Regions from separate parts of the Homo sapiens genome. Here region 2 is linked to region 1. Evidence: chromatin loops called from intact Hi-C (ENCODE). Cell type or tissue: tibial artery. All regions are shown on one strand. Region 1 has its middle 64 kb from the start of ACTN1-DT. Region 2 overlaps ACTN1 (actinin alpha 1).

Region 1 (8,000 bases):
AGGGAGCCATACACTCCCTTTCCAGCTGCTGCCAGTTTACGCTGGGTTTCTGTCTCTTGTACCCAAGATAGCTGGCTCAGAAAATCATTTTATTCATCTTCGTTTTCCCAGCACCCAACACTGACTGGCACATAGTAGAATTCCAGTTAAGATGAAGACTTTACTTCCCATTATCTGGACCCTTCTACCAATTTCCCCAAACTCAATATTACATTGGTGTTTTTAGTTGTCTGTTTGGAGGAGCAGATTAGGTTTTGGAAAGGTAGCTTCAGCAAATACCTACCAGGTGTCATCTATGAGTTAGGTACACTGCTAGGTGAGTTCATGTATATTACTTCATTTACTATCCCGAACTGCTCCAGTTAATTTTATGCCCACTTTCCAGAGAGAGGAACTGAGGCTCAGAGAAGTTAGGTGGAATTTTAAAGTCACTCAGCTAGCCAGGTTCAGTGGTATATGCCTATAGTCCCAAAAACTTGGGAGGCTGGGGTAGGAGGATCACTTTAGTCCAGGAGTTCAAAGCTATAGTAAGCCATGATCACATCGGTTAATAGCCACTGCACTCCAGCCTGGGCAACATAGCAAGACTCTGTCTCAAAAATAAAGTCACAGCTGGTACTGGCAAAATCAGAAAGGAAACAAATACCTTCTTATACTCACACTGCTGATAACAAACTTATGTTCAGTTAACAGAATACCAAAGGCCCTGAATGTCCCTTCCAACTTCCATTGTGAGAAAAGCCTCCAACACAGTCTGGCCATGAGTGTCTTTAGGGAGAGGAGGAAGTGGTCTGGTAGCTGGTAGCTATGGAGTTAGCCAGTCAGTCCACCCCTGGAGTCAGCTTTGAGTCCATTTCAGGGAGCCCTTGGCCAGTGCTGGTGTTCAAGCCTGAAGGACCAGAGGCAAGTGTGCATCATTTGAGGGCAATGGCCATGGGCAGGGTTAAGGTAGGTGAAACCCAGTTCCCATATGAAACCAGAAGCACAAAGAGGAATTACCCAAGGGCAACTCACGTGAGCATCCTATCTCATTCTTCTCGGTTTTTCTTTTTAGACATCTTAATTTATTTTTTTAAATAGAGAAGGGATCTCACTATGTTGCTCAGGTTGGTCTCAAACTCAAGCCCAAGAGGCATGATTCTCCCGCCTTAGCCTCCTGAGTGATGGGGGTAACAGGCACACACCACTGCAGCCAACTTTAAGTATCTTTACTGAAATATAATTTATAATTTATATACCATAAAATTTACTCATCTAAAGTGTACAATTCAATGGTTTTTAATTTATTTACTAAGTAGTTGTTACAATGATGCTACAATCTAAATTGAAAACATTTTCATCACCCCAAAAGAGAACCCCCTATATTAGTAGTCACTCCCAAGTTCCCCCTGAACTCCTCCTCTTACCCTTGGCAAAGCTAGTCTACTTTCTGTCTCTATAGATTTGCCTATTCTGGACATTTCATATGAATGGAATCATATGTGTCCTTTTGTGACTGGCTTCTTTGTCTTGGCATAATGTTTTCTTTTTCTTTTCTTTTTTTTTTTTGAGACAGAGTCTTGCTCTGTTGCCAGGCTGGAGTGCGGTGGCATGATCTCCGCTCACTGCAACCTCCGCCTCCTGGGTTCAAGCGATTCTCCTGTCTCAGCCTTCCAAGTAGCTGGGATTACAGGTGCCCACCACCATGCCTGGCTAACTTTTTTGTATTTTTAGTAGAGACAGGGTTTCACCATGTTGATCACGTTGTTTCGAACTCCTGACCTCAAGTGATCCTTGTGGCTCAGCCTCCCAAAGTGCTAGGATTACAGACATGAGCCACCGTGGCTGGCCAGCATAATGTTTTCAAATGCTCATGTGAGCATTCATCCATATTGTAGCATCAATCAGTACTTCATTCCTTTTTATGGCAAAAAATAACATCCCCTTGTATAGACAGACCACGTTTTGCTTATCCCTTCATCAGTTGATGGACACAGTTGGGTTGTTTCCACTTTCTGGGTATTACGAATAATTATGCTCCGAACAGAGTGTACAAGGTTGTGGGTGGTCACCTCTTCTCTTGATTTATTTATGTATAGTAAATAACTCCCCACTCCCCACCCTCATTTTCCTCCCCACATAGGTCACAACTCTAGTGTGTGTAGTGTATATCCTTCATTTTATGGCATTTTATGAAAAATGTGTATTCCTCTTTTGCCTGCATGCATTTGTACATTTCACATACATGCTATTGTGTTTTAGCTATTATTCTGTCTTAATCTCTTCACTCAACACCGTGTTTTTAGGATCCACCCATGTTGCCAGGAGTACTCCTGATCCATTACTTCCAGCTGCCGTGTGGCCCCCGGGGGGTGGGCTGCGAGCACGTGTGCACGTCCACTCCCACAGGGATGAATGCCTCATTTCCCCCAGCTCCCTGTCACCACACACAAACCCACAATGGCCATCTCGGCATGTGTCCCCTTCAGGACCTGGGGGAGAATGTCTAGAATTTATGTTCAGGAGTGGTTTGCTGGGTCATAGAAACATGCATACTTACTTTGAGTTGTGCTGGATCATGAAAAATCTTTCCCCTACCAGCAGGCAACAAGATTAGGGACACATGGATTCATGCATTTTACCAAGCAGAAATAATAGCTGAAATGCACTCACTATCCAGGTTGGCAAAGCTTCAGTACATCAGTGCCGAGGTATACCGTGCCTACTGAAAGCTAGAGGTAGACTCCTCTTTTTATTTGTCTCATGTCACTTTGCTGTTTCTAGAGCACTGATTCCCTTTAAACATTCTGGTCTCATTAAGGGAGGTTGTTCTTTATCCCTTATGGATAAAGATTATTAAGGGAAACTACTTCCCAAGAACTTTCCTTTGTCTTGGGGTGCAAAGTCCTTTGACCTGTAATGAACATTTCTGTGTTTTATGACTGGGGAGGAGATGCTGGGAAATAACTGGTTCCTAAAACACTTCCCAGCACCCAGAATCACCAAGGAGACGAAAGGAAAGGGAGAATTCAAATGATTAGCTAGGAACTTTTACCTCTGACTTCTGGTTGTTTCCTAGAGAAAATAAAATCCTCACGAGCAGAAGAGCCTGAAACATTTCTTTCTTGTGGAAACTTCCTATATTTGGGGACAATCAATCATTCCAGCAAACCTTCAGGTTATCACATCACTGTGAGTCTACTGACGAGAAGTCGTTTCTTTTTAAAGGACTCACTCAGAGTTTACCCTAGATCCCTACACCCAAGGGTGCCTCTTTTTACACAACAGATGGGCATCATCAGAAGTCTTTTGCAAAGAACCCATTTGTATGTCATGTGAATCCCTTTGTCCTCGTTATGGTTTCCTAAGTTTGGATTTCTCATAATTGGCTTTTCTTAAAGTGAAAGCCATACTCCTGCTCAACAGGCTAGAGGTGAGAGTGAATCGGGCAGTGTTGGGACAGACTGGGCAGGTCACTGTGAGCGCCTGGCTGGCAGCTGGGAGGGGAAGCAGGGCTGGGAGCGCCTCGGGCTCCCTCCAGCTGCTGCCACTCCGTTCCCCTCACCAGCTTCTGGTTTTTGAATCCTAGCTCTGTGGAGCAGCTCCTGTGGCTGGCTTTATTTGGAAGTATTTAGGGCAAAAAAGGAACCCTGAATTTCACAACACTGAGCTTCATTTCTATTTATGTTCTCATAAACGCAGAGAGGGAGGAAGAGATGACATTTTTGGAGAAGTCACCAGTACTTTCTACCTCTATTTGTCCCCGACATTTTGCTTAAGGACAGTATCATGGCAGTGGAGCCAAAGTCAACAGGTCATTGGACCTGAAAAAAGACAGGATTATGATGACAATAACAGCTGCTCTTTCTACCCAGTTCCTACTGGGCATTGTGCTAGGTGCTTTGTGTATGTTTTCACTAATCCACAGGAGAGCATTGCAAGGTAAGCCTCGTCGCAACTTTGTGGATGAAGAAATTCAAGGTCAGAAGAAGAAAGTGACTTGGCCCATGCCTCAAAGCATCACACTGTGATTAAACATCACATTCTTCCTACTACCTCATGCTCTCTGGGACCCCCACTTTCCACCCCACCGAGGCCCTCGTCTTTCTCTGACTTCCTACTTCTGCTCTTCTAAGACAACTAAGCTGTGACTCAGAGCATGAGGGGAAGAGGTTTCTTGGCACCAGGAAGGGACTCAGGGCTCAGGGAGACAGTTTAGAGCCAGAATAAGCTCATTAGGTCACAAGAAAGCAGGAATGACGGGAAGACACTTCTTATTCTTGCCCTCTGATCCCATTGTCCCTGGCAGAGAGTGGCACCCTCACCCCAGCAATGCTTCCTCAGGGGAGTAAGTTTGAAGCAGTCTGGGAAACTGGGCAGCTGAACCCCTCCTGACCCCTAAAGTCACAGTGGGGGCTGAGAAGAAGAAGAAAGACCTTGTAACTGTGGGCTTGGCAAGGGTCCAGGGATGTGCGCTGGGCTCAGGTTTTCCCTCCACCCCAACTTTGCAACAACCTGGGCTCCTGCGCCTGCTGTTTGGGGCTAGTTGGCCTGAGGGGAGGAGGGGAAAGAGGGCGTTTGGGCAGGGGAGGATGCAAGCCTGCCAGGAGAGCCCGGAGCGTCCTCAGCATGGGCAGCAGGGAGTGAATGAAGGGAAGGAGAACTGCAGGGCTCAAGAAACTCCCTTTCCTGGACTGGCTGCTCCAATGGATGGAGCTTGCAGGATAGTGGCACACAGGTGAGGAGGCACTGTTCCTGTGGGCCACAGTGTGGCCTCTATGGACTGCAGACACACACAGAGCAGTTTTGCCCTTAGTTACCCATAGATCATCTTAGAGTTTCCTGTTATTCTAAACATTGAAGGTGGGAACGCTGGAGCTTGAGGAAAGTGGAGACCTGGCACCAGGAATTCCAGGAATCCAAGAGGCTGTCACCTGCCATGAGGTCAGGTGCTCATGGTAAGGGCCTGGCCAAGAGATCTTCCTTCTGCCTGTCAAGGACTTGTCCCTGACCCTGTAGGCACCCACGGCTGAAGTGCAGAGTCCTTGATCCATTACTGGATTAGCAATCACAAGAGTCAATTCCAATTAGAACAGAGAGTCTAAGTTATCTGGTTGGACACAAATGAGTTAATCCTCTTGAATGAAGACCTAGCTTGGCCTCTTAGACCTGCTGTCCTGGCAATTCCAGTTTATCCAGTAAGTTTGACTTCTTTTCCAAGGAGACCCTAGAGGCACGTTCACCATTGGTCCTCCACCTTTTCAGGGTCCCCAGCCTTCCTCCTGGCTCCCCTTCTCCCTAGTGCACCAGCATTAGAATCAGTCCAGCCAACTCTTTCCTTCCTTCCAAGTGAAATCCAAGAACTCACCTTTTCCTGAATTCTTTAAGCCACCCATATTGACCCAAGGGATGAAGCAGCAGAAACAGTGTAGTGTGTAGCAGACAGAGGGTCCACACTCCTACCCCTCAGTGATCCCTCAAGCATGTTCGCTGGTCTTAGCAGGGAGTGAGGTTGCCTACTGGACCCCAAGTCAGGAGAGGAGAGGGAGGGTCAGTAGATCAAATGTAACTGCTGACTCAGCCAGCCTCATGAGAAACATGCCACACACCCTGGTTCAGTGGGGCCCCAAGCTTGGGACATCTCCACGGGTCTCTCCAAAGAAGGACAAGCTGGGGGAGTTGCAGGATTTGGACACCAGCCTGAGCAGAAGGACAAATTCATCTTTATGCCAACTCTCGCCCCCGCAGTCAGCCAGACCTGGAATGAGACAGTCTGGGCCAGCTGTTCCACCTATTGGCGCTGACCAGCCTTCCCCACTGAGGCTAAACTTGGCAGCTTCGGCCCATAGAATTCCAACCTAGGCAGCTGCTTGAGAAACAAAGTGCTTGAGTTTGCTTTGAGCAGGGATGTTTAAAACTAGGATAAAGATAACAGGATATGAGCTATAAGCTGCTTATCACAGCTAGTTTAGGAAAAAGACCTTACCAGGACCCAACAGGCAAGAAGGGAACAGCAATTTGAGCCAGTCTTCTTGGGTCTGCAACTGGGCATATTCCATTTAAAACTTGTCCTTTCCTCTTCTGGCCCTTGGGTGCTTACAACTTGAAAGGTCTTCTCCCATTCTAAAGCCTCTGCATACCTAAAACCTAATGATTCAGCTCCCACCCTCTGGTCCCTTTTGTCTTTTCTTCCAGTACCCCAACATGTTTATTGCTTTTCTCTAAAAGTCATCCAAAGGATTCATTTACATCTCCAGGGGGCTGAAACACCAGGACAGCATTCAGCAACCTGGGAATGGTTAGAGTTGCTAAGCGAGGTGCAGACAAGTCACGTTAGTCTGAGTGATGATTTTCTAGGGGTGAGGGTGATCCAAGCACAGCTGACTCTGTTTTTTCCTTTGCCAAAGGCTCCACCCTCACCCTGCCTCCTCACAGACCATATTCAGTTCCTTGCTACTGCTGCATGTTGTCGTAAGAGTCCCCGCTGGAGTCATGCTGGGTGAGGGTGGGGAGGTCAAGGTAAGCACTTCCCCAACCAAGAATCACATCTTAGGGAAGGAAGCAGCAAGATGTGCGGAGAGCATAGCCTCAAAGGCCAAGCCCAGCCTCTCACTGGCCTTGCCTCTCAACCTCTAAAATGAGGGAGCTGAACTGGGTGATGCAGCTAACCACTCCCTCTCCTTCAGGATAAGCTCAGAAATGCTTATTTCGGCCTGGACTCCTTCTCTGCCCTCCCCATGTCCCCACCCTTGCTCTGGCTTCTCTTCTGGCAGATGTGTCTTATTTGAAAAGCTTTTTTCCCTAAGTATAATTCCATTGCCTCTTTTCCACCAGCAATTCAAAACTTTCCTCTCATTCTGCTGCCTCTCCAAGTGCCACGCATGTGCTCCTGGGATCCAGGTTCCATCTAGATCTGTCCTGAGGGTTTAGTGGGCCAGGATTGCACTCTGACCCTTCTTCCCCTTGGCCTAGTGAGACTTCTGTTTTTGTTTTACGGTTTGGCTTCTTCTTGAATCAGATGTTACCGAATGCATACGTGTGCATGCACACCCACACACCAATCCTGCATGGAAAACTCTGGTCAAAACTTTTCTTTGGCAGAGACGCAAAGCATTTCCATGGCTCGCCACTTTCCTGATTCTCTTAGCGCTGGCCCAATGCCAGATAGGAAACTTTTAGCTCTGAAGGCTGGAGAGAAGTTTGCCGTCCCAGCCCCTGAGGCCTGTCATCTTCAGCACCACCATATTAAGACTATAGTTTAATAAAATCTGCCACTACTCACTCCAACCCCTGCAGACTTGCAGAAAGTGGAGAGTTGGCACCAAATTCCAGGAATCAATGAGGCTGTCAGGAGGTCAGGCACTCAAGGTAAGGGTCGTCATAAGCAAGGAGCTGAGAGGCCTCTGTCAGCCAGGCCTGGCTTCAGGTGGAGCCTCTAGACAGTTGGCTCCCCAAGTCGGAGGTCGTGTACAAGGCCCCAAACTCTGCTTTAGTCAGGTCCACCATAATGGGAATAATTTACTCTTTTTTTGTTTTCAGGTTAAGACTTACTAGGGTACAGTACATTCTTTCTCGGAAGGAGAGGTTACTTTCTCAGCAGACCCCATCCAAAAAAGTCTTCTACATGGTGTGCACACTGGTATCAACAAGCAATGAAAGCAAAAAAGAGAGAATGTACTAATGATAGCAAACATTTCAGTGCTTTCTAAATAACAGGCATTGTCCCAAGCTATGTATAGCTTATATATATTATATAATCATTGTATATTATATCATAGTTTGTATATAACATATATATAGCATATATATACATATCTGCCCATTTGATCTCTTGACAATGTGCTGAACCCATTTTACAGAGGTAAAGCTTGAGGCTCTGAGCAGCTGTACACTCGCCAAAGATCTTGGCTCACTGGTTCTGGTGGGCACTACAGAGATGTTTTAAGAATGACAGCTCATCAGAGTGGGAGCTAGAAAGCCCTCTGATCCCCAGGAGGGACACATAGAGGAGCTGGAACAGA
Region 2 (8,000 bases), 96 kb before region 1:
TATTCACAGTCCTCTTCAAAGATCAGAGAGATCCACGCCTGCTGTTGCCCACCAGCACCGGGGCTCCTAGGCTTCACTTCAGACACTGCAGCAAGGGCAGCCCTGGGGTGCTTTCGGCTCCCCAGCCCCCTCCCCCCAACCTTGAAAGGAAAGATCAGCGTTCCATCCTCAGTTTCAAGATGGGGACACTGATGGCAACGTGGACTTCAGGGAGCCCCAAGGGGAGGTGAGGGAAGGAGAGGGAATCATATCCTAGGGTTGCTCAAAGATGTTGGCTACCATTATAACCCTCAGTGAGTGCTCACTCACTGTTATCATCACCCACGAGGCATGCGCCATCTCAGCAAGTCCACTCAACAATTCTAGGTTAAAGGAACAAAGGAACAGGACACCAAGGGCCAGTTCCCCACAGTCACACAGCTGGCAAGAGGCAGAACTGAGGTGTGAACTAGGTCGGTCAAAGCCTGAGCCTGCTCCACTCTGCTGGGAGGCTAAACTCTTCCAGGCCAGCCTTCAGACTCCGTTCAGGCTGGGGAATGATGGGGACTCATCCAGCTCTGCCCACCAGCCTGCACCAGTCCCTGCTCAGTCTCAAGCCACACGGGCACCCACTCAGCTGTGCCCAGGCAGTCCCTGAGCCCAGTGGACTGGGGAGGAGAGCCACAGGGCAGCCCAGGACACTTCAACGCTTAAAGCCAGCCACGAGAGGAGGCTGTGGACCTGCTGGCCCCCTGGGGATGCAGAATGGGCCAGCAGGTTTTTCTTCCAGGTCTCAGTTTTAGGGAGATGGAAAGAGGGTTTGAATTCTGTCTTGGGTTTCTGAACACAAAGGCCATTGAGAAAGACCGATGAATAATTAAAGGGGCCACCAAGCCGATGATGTGTGCCAGAGTGTGGGCAACTGGCTTGCTAGGGCTTGGACTGGCCCGATGTTGGCAGCCTCCCTCACGCAGGCCACTGCAGATTCTACAGACTCGCCCAGGCTCCAGGCCTCCCCTGCCAGACAGCTGCAGCCAGATTCATTCATTCCTTCCTTCCATAAATTCTTACTGAGCACTCATTCTGTATCAGGGACTAGGGTTACATCGTGGGCAAATACAGGCACTGTCCTAAGTCATGGAGCCTGCAGTCTAATGGAGAAGACAAACAATAAGCAAAGATTTTATCAATGCGTGTATTTTTGTACACTAAGATCCAGTGCCTATAGGAAAGGTCCTGGAAGGCATAAGGCTAAAACAGGACCCTGAACTGATCCTGGGGGGCTGTAGGGGGGCAGTGTGTCTGATCACTGCCCCAAGGGAGTCAGTGAATCTATAAGGCTGGGGAGTATTAGATGAAAAGTTCGTAAATGTGAAGGGGGCCCACATAACCTGTCATCCAAACCAAGGCACCAGGGGGTCTACTAATAATTACACCAGCATAACAGGTATAGGCAGAGCTGTAGGTCACCCTACACGTGTGTGGGGCGGGTAGCTGTAGGTCACCCTATGCGTGTGTGGGTCAGGTAGCTGTAGGTCACCCTATGCGTGTGTGGAGCAGGTAGCTGTAGGTCACCCTACGCGTGTGTGGGGCTGGGCAACATGGTGAAACCCTGTCTCTACTAAAAATACAAAATTAGCTGGGTGTGGTGGCACGTGCCCATAATCCCAGCTACTCAAAAGGCTAAGGTAGGAGAATCGCTTGAACCCAGGAGGCGGAGGTTGCAGTGAGCCTATTGCACCACTACACTCCAGCCTGGGCAACAGAGTAAGACTCCGGTTCAAAAAAAAAAAAAAGAAAGAAAGAAAGAAAGAAAAGAAGAAGAAGAAGAAAACAAACAAACAGCAAAGGCCCCAGAGAAAAGAGAGTAAGGTCTGTTCAAAAAACTGAAAAAAAAAAAGTCACAGTGCAGGAGGGAAGAAGAGGGTGCCAGAGACTGGAGATCAACTAGCCACATGGGTGTTCGGGTTCCTGCAGCTGTTGTTTCTCCTGAGAGCAGTGGAAGTCACCGAAGACATTTTATTTTAGCTGAAAGAAACAAATGGGGCTGTGGCGGGCTGAGTTGGGCTGGGAGTGCCAATCAGATGCTGGTTACATAATTCCACCTGCATCTTAGAAAGAGACCTCTAAATGCCATGGGAAGGGCAGATCAGAGATGGAAAAGAGTGGCTGAAAAGAGACCAAGCACAAGATCACGAAAAGGTCCCAGCCAGAGACAAAGGGAGCCAGTCCAGGGTGGCAGTGTAGGAGAGGGAGAAGCAGGTGGATACAAGAGATACTCAGGAGAGACGGGGAGGAGGGGCAGAGGCCACACCCAGATTTTCAGACCTGAGCCAACAGAAGGAGGAACAGGCAGAGAGGCCACAGCTTTGCACCCATACTCCCTGCCTGCCCAGACACCTGGGGCAGCTCGCTGTTCACAGCAGTCCCCAAAGGTCCAAAGTCCTGAGGCTGCAGATCTAATTGAAAGGTCTGAGTGGAAGAGCTTCAGAGATCAGGATGTCACTCCCAACCCACTGCCCCAAGTGTTCTACCAGTGTCAACCCAATCAATCTTAACCACCCCAGAAGGCATCTCATTTTACAGATGAGAAAACCGAGGCCAAGAGCTCACAGCCACTCAAGGTCACAGCGAACAGTAGATGCAGGAGCCAGAATTCCACCCGCGGTGGCAGTCACACACTTTCAACCACAGGCTCAGTCAGCGTGACTCTCCCCAGGGCCTGGCAGCAGGTCACCGTGCCCCGGCCACACTCTCACAACTGTCCGTAACAGGGCCCCTCCGCTCACAGCCCACCAGCCCACCAGCCCACCTCACCACCACCAATCAAGTCACCCTCTGGGGGTGGGGCCCAGCAGAGGTTGAAATCCTCCTTAAGGGCCTCTTAAGGGTAAACTGGAAAGGATGACATAGTAAGGACCTAAAAGGGGTTTTCTCTAATGGACCAGGCCAACTTTGAGAAGGAGGAAGCAGACAAGGCAGTGGGACCCCAGTTCCTGGCATCATCAGCTGACCCTGGAAATACCTATTCCTCAACTTCCCTATCTGAACAAGGGAGCCAGCCCTGCCTGTGCTTCTAGAAAACTTCCCAGCCCAATAAAAAAGGCAGAGGAAGAGGGGAGAAGTGGCAGAAGTCCTACCCACAGGACTTCCAGGACTCCACCAGCAGCCCTGAGGAGGAGTCCCAGCCCCTCCCGCTGGGTCCATGCTGCCTAAGACCGCGCCTACGCTCTGACACCTGTGGATTCCCAGTGGTTCTAAGAAGCCCAAGGCCCCACATGCTCACTGGGGCCCTGGTTTTCAGAAGGCACACCTGGGGAAGCATCCTAGTGGGGCTCAGGGCTCTGTCCCACCATCCATCCCCCACTTAGTCTCTGCAGGTTCCCAAGGCCATCATGGAGGCCCTCAGCCCTCACCTCCTTCCTGTCACTCCATCTCTCTCCATCCCCACCTTCACCTTTTCCATGCTTTAGTGGAATGTTTGCAGGCACAATGGACACACATCACTGGGAGATCTCAGTTCTAAATCTGCTTCCACCACAAGGAGCTCAGGGCCTCAGGCCAGCCCCTTCAAGCTTCAGTCTCACCTGCAAAGTCTCCCACTTTCCAAGGGGCCATACTTGTCTCATTCCAATGGGCCCCCGTGAAGATGGAATGACACAGCAACTGGCAGAGCAATCTGAGGGAAACGGCATTTCCCAGACTGGCCCGATTATAAAAAAGGTTAAAAGTAGAGACCCCTCACCCCAACAACCACCATTCTGGTTCAGGAGTTCTGGGATGGGACTCACAGATTGGTATTTTAACAAGTAACAAGTACTCCATGTGAATCCTATAATCAGGCAAGTTTGGGCAACTCTGGGCTACAGAAATGTATATAGGAAGTCTGTCTCACCACACCTCTGTGTGGAGAAGAATGGTTCGCTAAAAGCACCCCTTGGCCCATCCACACACAAAATAACAACACACTTAGGGAGCCTACCAGGTATGGGATGCCAGCTTGGGTGGTTTACATCCATCATCTCATTTAGTCTCGGCAACAACTCTGCAAGACAGATTGTCTTTTTACAGAGGAAGAAACTGAGGCTCAGAATAAGGACCAGCTCAAGGACACAGCAAGTCAGACAGCAGAGCTTGCCTCCACACCAGTGCTGCTGGCTCCAAAGCTGGGTTCTCCCTAACACTCTGCAGTCTCTGCAAGGTGAAGTCTTCTGCAGGGAGGGGCCGAACACAGAATGCAGCTCCAAGCAGGGTTCCCGTTCCTATTCCCTCCCCCAAGCCTGGACAGGCCGGTCCCAATCATCCCACAGGAGAAAGGGGCATCCTACTGCATGGAAAGAGAAGCTCTTATTTTCTGTCCCCAAATATGAGGAATATGGAGGTCCTGGAGCCTATCATCTAAAAAGGGAAGTAGGACCCACCTATGAAACTGTCAAATAGCAATCCGGAGCAGTGGGAGTTCTGAGCCACAATGCCTGGTGCTGGAGTGAGGGGCTCCAAGGAAGGGAGTGCGAGGTCAGAGAACACGGTGTATCTGGAATGAAGCCCAAGGCACCGCCCTCATCACACACGCACATAATCCCTGCTTAGAGCACACAGCCGGCCCAAGCCAGAGTTTAGCAACTCCCATCTCCCTGGGGAGGAAGCAGTTTCCTTCTGCAGGGGAAGCTGCTGCCACCCAACCAGACAACCTCACACGCAGCCTCTCCCAGGGGAGTAGGGCTTGGATGGACAGAAAGCACACAGAGGTCCTAGGAAGTTGGCCTTCTGCAGGGAGTCCCCCCCAGGCCCTTCCACTTAGCAGAGGCACAACGGTGACAAAAGCTGACATTCACTGACACTTACCTACGCACTTTATAACAATGACCCCATTTACTCTTCACAACAAGCTTATTAAGAAGTAGGGTTTTCTGGCTGGGTGCGGTGGGCTCACGCCTATAATCCCAGCACTTTGGAAGGCCAAGGTGGGTGGATCACCTGAGGTCAGGAGTCCAAGACCAGCCTGACCAACATGGTGGAACCCCCGTCTCTACTAAAAATACAAAAATTAGCCGGGCATGGTGGCGAGCGCCTGTAATCCCAGCTACTTGGGAGGCTGAGGCAGGAGAATGGCTTGAACCCGGGAGGCAGAGGTTGCAGTGAGCCGAGATTGCACCGCTGCACTCCAGCCTGGGCAAAACAGCAAGACTCCATCTTAAAAAAAAAAGAAGTAAGGTTTTCTGATCCCTATTTTAGAGACGGAAAAACAGGCTCGAGAGGGTTAAGTAAGCCGGCTAGCAAAGAGCAGGCCCCAAACCAAAAGCCAGGAGTTCTCCAATGCCAAATCCCAAATTATTTTCATGGCCTCTCTTTCTCTGTAACTGGGCATCCAGGAAGTACAGGCTACCAGACCAGCCACTACCAGGCCACAAAGAAAAACAACCAGCAGCTCTGCTCTCAGAGAGCTGTGATCTAGCTGACAGAACAGACACACTGCCTCCTGAGGCGCACGGGGCACCCAAAAGACAGCCACGTGCAGATCTCTGCCAGGGGGTCAAAGCAGCTCATAATGAAGCTCGAACCAGTGAGCCCACAGAGACCAGTCAGCTGTGCACAGGGCTCTAGCGAGGAGCTGCTCTGGGGCCCAACTTGGTGAAAGCAGGCATCAGGACAGGAGCTCCTGCTCTGTTAGCAAGAAATAGAATTTTCCTCCAAAGGAAGCTAGGAAGTTTTGCATTAGTCTCTGTAATTAACGGGCCAAAAATCTTTTTCACACTAACCCTCTGGGAGAGCCTCGGAGAGAAAAACAGCCCAGGACAGGAAGAACTGGAGGCAGGGGTGGGGGAGGTCATAAGAAGAATGGGCCTCTAGGTCCCAAAGTAAGCTCGGGGTCCCCGTGCCTCCCCAGGGCTCCCAGAAGCTGCATCCCCCTTCCCCAAGTCCAAAACACGAGGAGGTCAGGAGGAAGGAAGGGTGGGGACCTGGCCCAAAAAGGCCCTTCTGCACCACAAGATTCCAAAACTTTTCATTAGCTCTGCAGCTCCACAGTGTGCCCTCGGGGACCCAAATGGCCAGGCCAGCCCTAGCCTCTGCAGACAGCTACTGTGGCAGGCCTGGCGCTGGCAGGGGGAAGGGGTGGTATCCAAAGCCCTCTGCTGACCTGTCAACACTGCCCAGGGGACCCAAGGTGCCTGAGAAGCACAACCAGTAACAGCATAAAATATAGCAGTACTACTTTCTGAGCATATACACAAAAAAATTAAATGCAAGGACTCAAACAGGTATTTGTACACCCACATTCACAGCAGCACTGTTCACAACGGCCAAAAGGGGGGAACAACCCAAATGTCCATCAACAGATGAACGGAGAAACCAAACATGGTCATACATACAATGGACTATGATTCAGCCTTAAAAAGGGAGGAAATTCTGACACATGCTGCAACATGGACCAACCTTCAAGACATTCTGCTAAGTGAAAATAACCCAGACACAAAAGAATAAATGCTATATGATTCCACTTACATGGGGCCCCTAGAGTAGTCAAATTCATAGAGGCAGAAAGTAGAATGGAATTATCAGGACTGGGGGTCAGGAATTGTTCATGGGTACAGAGTTTCAGTTTTACAAGATGAAAAGAGTTCAGAAGATGGGGCTGGGCGCTGCGGCTCACACCTGTAATCCCAGCACTTTGGGAGGCTGAGGTGGGCGGATCACAAGGTCAGGAGTTCGAGACCAGCCTAGCCAACATAATGAAACCCCGTTTCTACTGAAAATACAAAAACTAGCCAGGCATAGTGGCAGGTGCCTGTAATCCCAGCTACTGGGGAGGCTGAGGCAGAAGAATCACTTGAACCCGAGAGGAGGAGGTTGCAGTAAGCTGAGATTGTGCCACTGTACTCCCAGTCTGGGTGACAGAGTGAGTTGTTGTCTCAAAAAAAAAAAAAAAAAAAAAAAAAAGAGTTCAGGAGATGGATGCTGGTGATGGTTACGCAACAACATACATGTACTTAATGCTGCTGAACTGTACGTACACTTCAAAATGGCTAAAATGGTAAATATCATATTATGTATCTTTTACCATAATATATATGCGTGTGTGTATATATATATATATAAATCAAACATATAAAATCTGTGGTATAGAAAAATAACAGTGTTACCTGTGGGGAGTTGTTTTTTATTTTACCACAAGCATGTCAAACTTTTTTTTTTTTTTGAGACGGAGTCTCACTCTGTCGCCCAGTCTGGAATGCAGTGGTATGATCTCGGCTCACTGCAAGCTCCGCCTCCCTGGTTCACACCATTCTCCTGCCTCAGCCTCCCAAGTAGCTGGGACTACAAGCACCCGCCACCACGCCTGGCTAATTTTTTGTATTTTTAGTAGAGACATGGTTTCACTGTGTTAGCCAGGATGGTCTGGATCTACTGACCTTGTGATCTGGCTGCCTTGGCCTCCCAAAGTGCTGGGATTACAGGCATGAGCCACCACGTCCGGCCCTAAGCATGTCAAACTTTTATCATAAAACAAAACAGATATTGAAGACTTGTAAATCAAAAACATTTCAAATTGTGATTCAGGAGGGTGTTTAAGACCTCCAGTTAGAGGGGGGCAATGTTATCACCTGCCTGCCCTCCTTGCCACCAGCACCAGCCTGCCTGCAGAAGGCCAAGAAACTCTCCCAAGAAGCGACGAAGGCAGACGAACGGCAGGGCAGCTGGATAGCACAGGCCTTCCCTGGCCCCCCGCCCTTTGAGAAACAGTGGCAGGGAAGCGCCACCCATGGCCAGAGGCAACGGGGTGACGGGCAGGCTCCTCCCTGGGCCCTGACTCCAGGGTGACTCAGGCGCTGGTTTCCCCGGAAGGAAGTGAGCCAGCCGACTCTCTTTTTCCCTTTCTAGGAAGACACAAGGGAATGACTTGGCCCAATCCCAGGGGCCCAGCCTTTTTACTCAGACTGTTATGGAGAAACCACCCCACCGTCCTCCACTACAGGAGAGGAAGCCAGAGTGAGGAGGGAGAGAAAGAGGAAACAGCTCAT

Evidence for each region. Hi-C counts contacts between places; a loop is a spot of excess contacts. Peaks named below come from ENCODE experiments on the same cell type or tissue, not always from the same donor. Only the 100,000 strongest peaks of a DNase experiment are listed, where the experiment ranks them.
Region 2: it touches region 1 in a loop (12-fold over the local background); 6 of 110 quality-filtered maps call a loop at or near these places.

Annotation. Positions count from the first base shown.
Region 1 is chr14:69,039,608-69,047,607 of GRCh38, forward strand. No RefSeq gene overlaps it. Among named protein-coding and RNA genes, the nearest start is that of ACTN1-DT, 64 kb to the left of the region's middle. In tibial artery, no CTCF peak of the experiment used is centred here; DNase peaks (open chromatin) are centred at 874, 3,496, 5,744, 7,164 and 1 weaker place; H3K4me3 peaks cover 741 bases; H3K27ac peaks cover 8,000 bases.
Region 2 is chr14:68,943,403-68,951,402 of GRCh38, forward strand. All of the region lies in intron 1 of ACTN1 (actinin alpha 1), which reads right to left. Among named protein-coding and RNA genes, the nearest start is that of ACTN1, 32 kb to the right of the region's middle. RefSeq lists enhancers at 4,687-5,235, 7,093-8,000, 7,112-7,969, 7,970-8,000. In tibial artery, no CTCF peak of the experiment used is centred here; DNase peaks (open chromatin) are centred at 4,601, 5,484 and 7,819; H3K4me3 peaks cover 2,239 bases; H3K27ac peaks cover 8,000 bases.